Regions from separate parts of the Homo sapiens genome. Here region 1 is linked to region 2. Evidence: chromatin loops called from intact Hi-C (ENCODE). Cell type or tissue: gastrocnemius medialis. All regions are shown on one strand. Each heading gives the region's core, and the rest is flanking DNA. Links, peaks and the distances in the headings are about the cores only. Region 1 overlaps TMEM135 (transmembrane protein 135). Region 2 overlaps FZD4-DT (FZD4 divergent transcript).

The links. A loop is a pair of places that touch in the nucleus more often than their neighbours do. Peaks named below come from ENCODE experiments on the same cell type or tissue, not always from the same donor. Only the 100,000 strongest peaks of a DNase experiment are listed, where the experiment ranks them.
Region 1: it touches region 2 in a loop (2.0-fold over the local background); 1 of 110 quality-filtered maps calls a loop at or near these places.

What each region holds. Positions count from the first base shown.
Region 1 is chr11:87,120,664-87,125,063 of GRCh38, forward strand. The region is part of intron 4 of TMEM135 (transmembrane protein 135); the gene reads left to right. Among named protein-coding and RNA genes, the nearest start is that of TMEM135, 85 kb to the left of the region's middle. In gastrocnemius medialis, for the core only: no CTCF peak of the experiment used is centred there; no DNase peak of the experiment used is centred there.
Region 2 is chr11:86,980,590-86,984,989 of GRCh38, forward strand. The region is part of intron 2 of FZD4-DT (FZD4 divergent transcript); the gene reads left to right. Among named protein-coding and RNA genes, the nearest start is that of FZD4-DT, 27 kb to the left of the region's middle. In gastrocnemius medialis, for the core only: no CTCF peak of the experiment used is centred there; a DNase peak (open chromatin) is centred at 2,602; H3K27ac peaks cover 3,591 bases.

The DNA.
Region 1 (4,400 bases), core at 332-4,331, 140 kb after region 2:
CACCGTGTTGGCCAGGATGGTCTCGATCTCCTGACCTCATGATCCACCTGCCTCGGCCTCCCAAAGTGCTGGGATTACAAACGGGAATTTCATTAATTTCTAAATTTTGTTTGAACTAAAATATTAATTATAATCGTTTAAAGCACTTCAGTGTATTGTGAAAGCTAATTTCTAAGAGTGAAAATACATGATCTAGAACTTTGTTATCTTGAATTAAATTTTCAAGATAATGTTAATTCATTTACCCAGCAAATTTTGACTCTTCATATGTTTTGTACATTGAATTAAGTGTTGGGGAAACAATGATGAATTGAGAAGCTCAAGGTTTAGTGAGATGTAGGTACCATTCAATATGTACATTACTGTATGATATGGTAAATATTGTTTCAGCAAAGTGGAAGAAGGGGCAGAACAACTGCCAGAAATTGTAGGGAAAGATTTTCTGTGGAGTCTGCATTCTTGAAGGATGAGCAAGAATTTTCTGGATAGGTAAACAAAGCAAAGAGAATTCTCACCTGAGGGAGCGTTGTGTGCACAGGGAGTCCTGAGTTGATGGGGCATATTTATTCATCCTTTCTTTGTTCATTTATTTATTCTTTATTCAACTAATATTTATTGTACACCTATGTACCAGTTTGGGTGCTGTGGATAGCATAGTGAACCTGACAGACATAATCCTGTCATAAATTCAGTATAATGTAGAAGAATAAATAATTAAAATTATGATGAGTATTGCAAAAGAGTAAGCATGGGGTGTTACAGGTGTATGTAACAATGTTAAATATAGGAGAAGCTTCTGGAATATTGAGGAGTGGTATGAGATGGGACTGGAAGGAGGGATTTGGTCCAATTTTGAAAGGTATTATATACAGAGCACAGGAGTTTAAATAACATTTTATTAATTTTTAAAAAATTAGCTACAGAAGTTCCACAGGAGATTAAACTTTCTACTTTAGGACAATCATTTTGAATGTACTTTTTTTTTTTTTTTTTTTGAGATGGAGTCTTACCCTATTGCCAAGGCTGGAGTGCAGTGATGCAATCTTGGCTCACTGCAACCTCCACCTCCTGGGTTCAAGTGATTTCCTGCCTCAGCCTCCTGAGTAGCAGGGACTACAGGTACACGCCACCAAGCCTGACTAATTTTTGTATTTTTAGTAGAGACGGGGATTCACCATGTTGGCCAGGGTGGTCTCGAACTCCTGACCTCAGGTGATGCGCTCGCCTAAGCCTCCCAATGTGCTGGGATTATAGGCGTAAGCCACTGCGCCTGGCCTGAATGTCATCTTAAGGGTAGATCATAGTAGGACTAGATTTGATAACTTGGCCAGTTAGGTTCTTATGGTGTTCAATTAGTAAAACATTTTAATTGCTTAGACTTGGCACATCAACAGCGAAGAGAAGATTGGAGGGTGTCAATCTACATCTGAATTTTAAATCATTTTTTTCAATTCCATTTTGTACTATTTTCAGGAGATCTCTGCTAGATATTTTCTGCCTACATTATACATATTAAAGCAAATTAATAGTTTTATTCCACATTCTTCCATTATATCCAGCTTCCCCATAACAATGACTGCTGTCATCTAAGTTATTTCGCAAAGACAACAGACTATTCTTGACTGGCAGGTTTATGTTTTGCTAGGTTTTTTTTTTTTTTTTTTTGTCAAATCCTGATTTATTTTAAAACTTTAAATATTTTAAAACTTTAAATTTGTCATCATAAAATCATAAAAATCTCCAGAGTTTTTGTTCATTTATCATTTAGTTTTTATATTTATTTATTTATTTATTTATTTATTATTTATTTTTTTTGAGATGGAGTCTTGCTCTGTTGCCCAGGCTGGAGTGCAGTGTCATAATCTCGGCTCACTGCAACCACCACTTTCCAGGTTCAAGTGATTCTCCTGCCTCAGCCTCCCAAGTAGCTGGGATTATAGGTGCTTGCCACCATGCCTAGCTAATGTCTGTATTTTTAGTAGAGACGGGGTTTCGCCATGTTGGCCAGGCTGATCTCAAACTTCTGACCTCAGGTGACCCACCCGCCTTGGCCTCCCAAAGTGCTGGGATTACAGGCGTGAGCCACCGCGCCTGGCCAGATCATTTAGTTTTTAAATCTATCCGGCTATTACTTGGTCAGATCTCATCAGTACTATGCAGTACTCATCAGTACTCAGTACTGCACCTGAACCCTCTCTCAGGTATTAATTCCTCCCTTAAACATTAATGCTGAAGTCCAGAAGTTGAGTAACTTTTTCTATTTAGAGCTTCACAGTAAATTTTGCCAGCTTTGTGGGTCATATGGTCCCCTGTGGCAACTATTTAACTTTGCCAGCGTAGAATGAAAACATACATAGACAATGTGTAAACAAATGAATGTGTCTGTGTTCCAATAAAACTTTATTTATGGATGCTGAAATTTGGTATCATATTATTTTCACATGTCAACAAATATCATTCTTTTGTTCTCTTAAAACTGTTTATGTTAGTCTTCTAGGGCTGCTGTAACAAATTATCACAAACGTGGTGGCTTTCGGCAACAGAAATTTATTCTCTCTCAGTTCAGAGGCTAGAAACCTGAAAGCAAGGTGTTGGCAGAGCTATGCTCCTGAAGTTTCTAGGGAAGAATCCTTTCCTTGCCTCTTTGAGCTTCTGGTAGATCCTGGGAATCCTTGGTGTTCCTTGGTTTATAGCCGCATCATTCTAATCTTTACCTCTGTCATCACATGGCCTTCTTCTCTCTCTGTCTGTGTGATTTTGTATTTGGATTCCCTCTTCTTTCTCTTATAAAGACACCTGTCATTGGATTTGGTGCTTCCTCTAATACAGTATGACTTTACATTAGCTTGATTACATCTGCAAAGACCCTATTTCCAAATAAGGTCACTTTCACAAGAACCAACATACAATTTATCATTTGTGGGGACAATATTCAACCCACTACACTATTAAAAAATAGAAAAATAATTGTTATTTTGTGGGCCATACAAAACAGGTGGTGGGGTGGATTTAGCCATGTGCTCTATTTGCTTATTCCTGCTCTAGCCAGAGTTGCCTTTTTATTTATTCTCTCAATAGATGCCTTATTCTTACTGGGAAACAAGTTGAGAATTAACATTTATTGAGCCCCTACCATCTTCCAGACATTTTGCTGGGTTTATTGACATCTTTTCTCTTGTTTATTCTTCAAACAATCCTATAAAGCACATATTATCAGTAGCTCATGAAACAAGCTGAAAACATTATTAAATTTACTTGCTCAAGCTTACATAATATAGCTAAGAAACAGTGACTCTAAGATTTGAATCTGCACCTGAAACTAAGTGATGATAATGTTTTTCTCTTTCTACTCTATCACTGTAGTTTCTCTGTGTGTAATGACTTAACATTGCTCCTTGCAATAGGTCTATAATCCTTAATCTCTTGTTTTAGCCCTTCATTAGGATGATTTCACATGAGCAATGTTTCACGTCTAATTTAGTTGCTTTGGCTTTATAAACAGAAACCAATTTGGTTGGCTTAAGATAAAAAAATAGGAATTAAGGGGAAGGACAGTTTGATGGCTCAGAATTGAAAGAAGTTCTAAAGAGTCGAGTCTCAGGAAAAAATGGAACTAGGGCATCTACGGGAACTTAGCAGCAGGACCTTTTATATGACACTGCCATTAAAGTGACTCAGCTCTAACATTCCCCTCCTTCCACCTTGCCTTTAACCTCAAATTTTAATTCTTTAGAGGGAGAATCTGTTTGGCTTATTTAGGTATAATCTTGTGCTGGATCAAACTACCTTAGCAGGTGGGAGGCCGCAGGGGAAGGGGGCATGGCTCAAATGTGACCTGTGTAGCATTCTTCCTGAATTAAAGCATAACTCAGTTTTTTTTCAATGACATTTTTTGAGTCAAGTGACATTCATGAGGCTTCTCTGTGTCATAAAGGGTCGTGTGGAATAATCTTCATTTAATACGTATGTGTTGATATATCCTGATATGTACCAATGACAGTGATAAATCTGAATTTGGAAATCTTTCCTCTATGTTAGGTTATATTCTCTTCTGTTCTTCCATAGCTGTTAGTTCATTATTCTGTAGTAGTAATTTTCCTTCCTTTCTCCTCCTTCCCTTCATTTATCCCTTCCTCCCTCCTTTTTCCCCTCTATGCCTTCCTCTCTTACTTCTGTTCTTCTCTCATTACACTGATAAGCTTTTCCAGAGCTGGGATTTTATTTAGTCATATTTATCTTTTAATGCTTGAAACAGAAAATGCTGTTAGGGTAAATACTAATTTTGTTTCCTTGCTTTAGTTGCTACTTCTCTTACTTCACAAATACTGAGTAATTGCTCTGTGTCTGGTATTGTTTTGAGGCCAGGGCACGAATGAGGCTCTGTACTTGACTTGACTCGT
Region 2 (4,400 bases), core at 294-4,293:
ACATGCCTAGGCACTTGAGTCAGATAGACGTGGCTTCTCATCAAGGCCTGAGTGCTACCTTACCATGTGACTCTGGGCAATCTATGTAACTTTTCTAAGCTTTGCTTTCCTCAGTGACACAACAACCGTAAAATACTCAGTATTAGCCCAGAGTAAGTACTCAATGAATGTTAACTATCTTTTTGACCACCCTAAAGAATACACCTTATCTACTTCACACTAGATTTTTAAAAACCTAAGGTTCTAAGAAGCTAAGTAAAAAAATTTCAGACCTATATTTATCTGACACTGATGGATATCTGTTGTTTCTCTCTCTTTTTTTTTTTTTTTTTTGAGACAGAGTTTCACTGTTGTCACCCAGGCTGGAGTGCAGTGGCACAATCTCAGCTCACTGCAACCTCTGCTTCCCAGGTTCAAGCAATTCTCCTGCCTCAGCCTCCTGAGTAGCTGAGATTACAGGTGCCTGCCACCATGCCTGGCTAATTTTTTTTTGTATTTTCAGTAGAGACGGGTTTCATCATGTTGGCCAGGCTAGTCTTGAACTCCTGACCTCAGGTGATCTGCCCGCCTCGGCCTCCCAAAGTGCTGGGATTACAGGCGTGAGCCACTGTGCCCGGCCGGATATCTGTTGTTTCTTTTCCCCAGCACCACTCTTTACCCAGGAAACCCATTCTCCTCCCACCCCTATTCCACTTTGTTTTGCTAGAACAGATTCTATCAGGCTCAAAAGTGAACTCTGGAGCAGATAGTATGGTTCAAATCTCAGCTCTGGCCAGGTGTGGTGGCTCACGCCTGTAATCCCAGCACTTTGGGAGGCTGAGGTGGGTGGATCACTTGAGGCTGGGAGTGCAAGACCATCCTGGCTAACATGGTGAAACCCCATCTCTACTGAAAATACAAAAATTAGCTGGGTGTGGTGGTGCATGCCTGTAATCCCACCTACTCGGGAGACTGTGGTGTGAGAATCGCTTGAACCCAGGAGGCAGAGGTTGTAGTGAGCTAAGATCGCACCACTGCACTCCAGCCTAGGTGACAGGGCAAGACTCCATCTAAAAAAAAACAAACAAAAAATCTCAGCTCTACCACTTATTGGCTGTGTAACTTTTGAAAGATTCCTTAACCTTTCTGTGCCTTAGTTTCTTCATCTATCAAACGAGGATGACAAAAATCTTTACCAATTGGATTCTTGTAAAGATTAAATAAGTTAATAGGAATGAAGTACTCATAGCAAGTGCCTCATGCGTGGTAAGTGCTCGGTAACTGTAAAGTCTTTTTCTTCTTACCCTACCTGTCTCCCAGCTATAGGGCTGGGCAAATGATTCAGATCTGGCCATCAGAGTGTCTGTCCTATCTTCTTGTTTACCATGATTGGTCTAGGGCAAGGTCAGCAAAATTTTTCTGTAAAAAGCAGATAGCAAATATTTTAGGCTTTGTGGGCCGTGTGGCCTCTGTTACCACTACTCAACTTGCTATGACAGTGGAAAACCAACTATGGACAATACAGAAACAAATGGGTGTGATTGTGTTCCAATAAAACTGAAATTTATGGACCTTGACATTTGAATTTCATATAATTTTCAGGTGTTATAAAATATTACTCTTATTTTTTTCCCCAATCATTTAAAAATGACAAACCCATTTTTAGTTCATATGCTGCCCCAAAACAAGAGTCAGGCTGGATTTGGCCGGTGGGTCATAGTTTGTTGACTCCTGGTGTGGGCATGGGCATGTGACCCACAAAGGGCCAAAGTCCTGCCACGGGATTTGATACGTGGACACTGGGAGAGAGTATGTGCTGCTTCCTTTTGGATCAAGATTTCCATGGCCATCTTCCTTTCCACAGGGAGAGATCCTGTGTATGGCAGGAGGAATGAAGCCAACAGCAAAAAGAATCGGAGCCCAAGCAGAGCCAGCTAAGAAATAAAGACAGAGACAGCAAGCCCTGAAAACTTTATCTGAGCGTCAAGATCTAGCCATGCCTATTAGTTCCATGAGCCAATAATTCGATTTTTGTTTTTTCTAATATAGGTTATAGTCAGGTTTTGGTCACCTACAGTGGAGTTCTGATAGATACTTAAGGGCTTGTTTTCCTTACACGACATAATACCACCATACATAATTATTTTTAAAAAGGGAACACTAGCCTGTATTGTGTAGTTACCATGTGCCAGGCAATTTGGTAAGTGCTTTCACATGTGAGCTCTCATTGACTTCTTATAACAACGCTCTGAGGTTGGCATTATTATCCTCACTTTACCAAGAACACAGACACATTTGATGCCAGTAGATTGCTTGCTGAGGTACAGTATTTGATGGCAGAATGAAGCAGCTAAAGGGATTAGGGCAAGTGGACTGTTCAGGGCCATTTTCTCACCCACCTCGCTCCCTAAGAAAGAAGGATGGCAGAGTATACTGTCAGGGCACACTTAATCCCTTTTCTGGGAAAGAGGACATGTACTGATCAGAAATCCCCACTGTTCCCTCTTCTGGGCAGTGGGGAGTGGCGGTCCTGGAGTTCTTGCCCAGCTGCCCAGCAGAGAGTGGACGAGCAGCTGAGGCACACTGACGAACAGCCTGGGTTAATCCAGGCTGCAGCTTGCAACTCCCTTGCAGGACCCATCCAGGATTTCCTTCAGAAGTATCACATCACAGCAGCTGGCTGGCTTGACTTTGCCAACTGCTTGACCCCTAGCTGCACAGGAAACTTCAGCAGGTAGAACTTGGCCAGCCTCAGGAGTAGACACACCCTGACCTCCTTAGGATAGAACAGAAAGGCTTGCACAAACAGGGCTTGCACAATAGAGGATGAGAAAGCGGCCAGGGAAAATAATCCTCCACATCCATTAACCCTCACCTTGACACATCAGCCCTTTGAGTTGTGGATTGAAGACAAAGAACTACCATATTAATAGCTGTTACTTATTGGACAACTCCTGTATCTCATTCCATTTATTATAATAGCTCTTATTATCAATTATTGTGTGCCAGATACTTTACCTAAATAATAATAATTATTATATTATATATATATATGTGTATATATATATATATATTTTTTTTTTTTTTTTTTGAAACAGTCTCACTCTATTGCCCAGGCTGGAGTGCAGTGATGCAATCTCAGCTCACTGCAACCTCCGCCTCCCAGCTCAAGCAATTCTCCTGCCTCAGCCTCCTAAGTAGCTGGGATTACAGGCACCTGCCACCACACCCAGATAATTTTTGTATATTTAGTAGACACAGGGTTTCACCATATTGTCCAGGCTGGTCTCGAACTCCTGACCTCAAGTGATCTGCCTGCCTCAGCCTTCCAAAGTGCTGGGATTATAGGCATGAGCCACTGCACCAGCCTAATTATTTCTAATTATCAGAAACCTTGCAAAGTACACATTAAATATTACCTACTATTTTATAGACAAAGAGACCAAGATGACTAGAGGTTACAAAATGATGAACACTAGGAGGGAAGGGGAATTTGCACCTGGTCTGTCTCTATTTCCACCCACTACCATGTGAGATGGGAGATGAAGCAGGAGGAGAGGGGCAATATTTTTCCAGCCTTCAGCAGTTGGACAGGACAGGTCAAGCCACTGGAAATGGAACATGAATCTTGAATCCCTCTTCAAACTTTTTGAAGGCAGGGAATTGTGTTATTTTGTATTTACATGGTATACATCAGCACATAACTCATACTTGGCCCAGAGCAGGAGCTCATTGATGTTTGTAGAATGAATGAGTAAATGAGTCCAGGTGTCTCTTGCTTTCAGTAAAACAGGAAAAGACTGAAGGGGCACTGATTTGATGATGTCCTCTCTTTAAGTTGCTTCCTGGAACTCTTAGAAGTCATATGAACTCTTATGGGCATCTACCTTACCTTTTAGTACAATGGAGTAGAAGTTCACCCAATTTCACGGTAAATTTTATAGGATTGCTTTACCTAATGCCACCATAGGGGTCTAAAACAGGTAGTGCATGTTTCAAAAAATTGTCTCTACTGGACTTTCTTCTTGAGGCAGGGAAAAAATTCTGATTTCACAAACTTGAGGGTTTTCTTGCTGGGCCTTAACCAGGCAGTAATAAGCGCTGGGTGCTGAGAAAGTTAAGCAGAGACCTTTAAAATGGGGATGGAGGGCAAGGCAAGGAAGGAAAAATTGGGCACAAAGGTCAAAAGTTGGAGCTTTGCCTATTCTATTCCCTGGCCAGCAGGCAGGCCCTGAACTCAATTCCCTTTTGCTTGCTCTCTGGGGCAAGGCTGAGTTAGCAAGCTATAAATTCCACTAGTCCAAGTGTGAGGAATGTGGAGATGAATGTGGAGAAGTCTTCGTTCCAGAGGAAAGGGCACAACAGCGGGCCAGCTGGAGACGGAAGACAGAACATATCCCAAGTGCGAGCCAACAGAGATT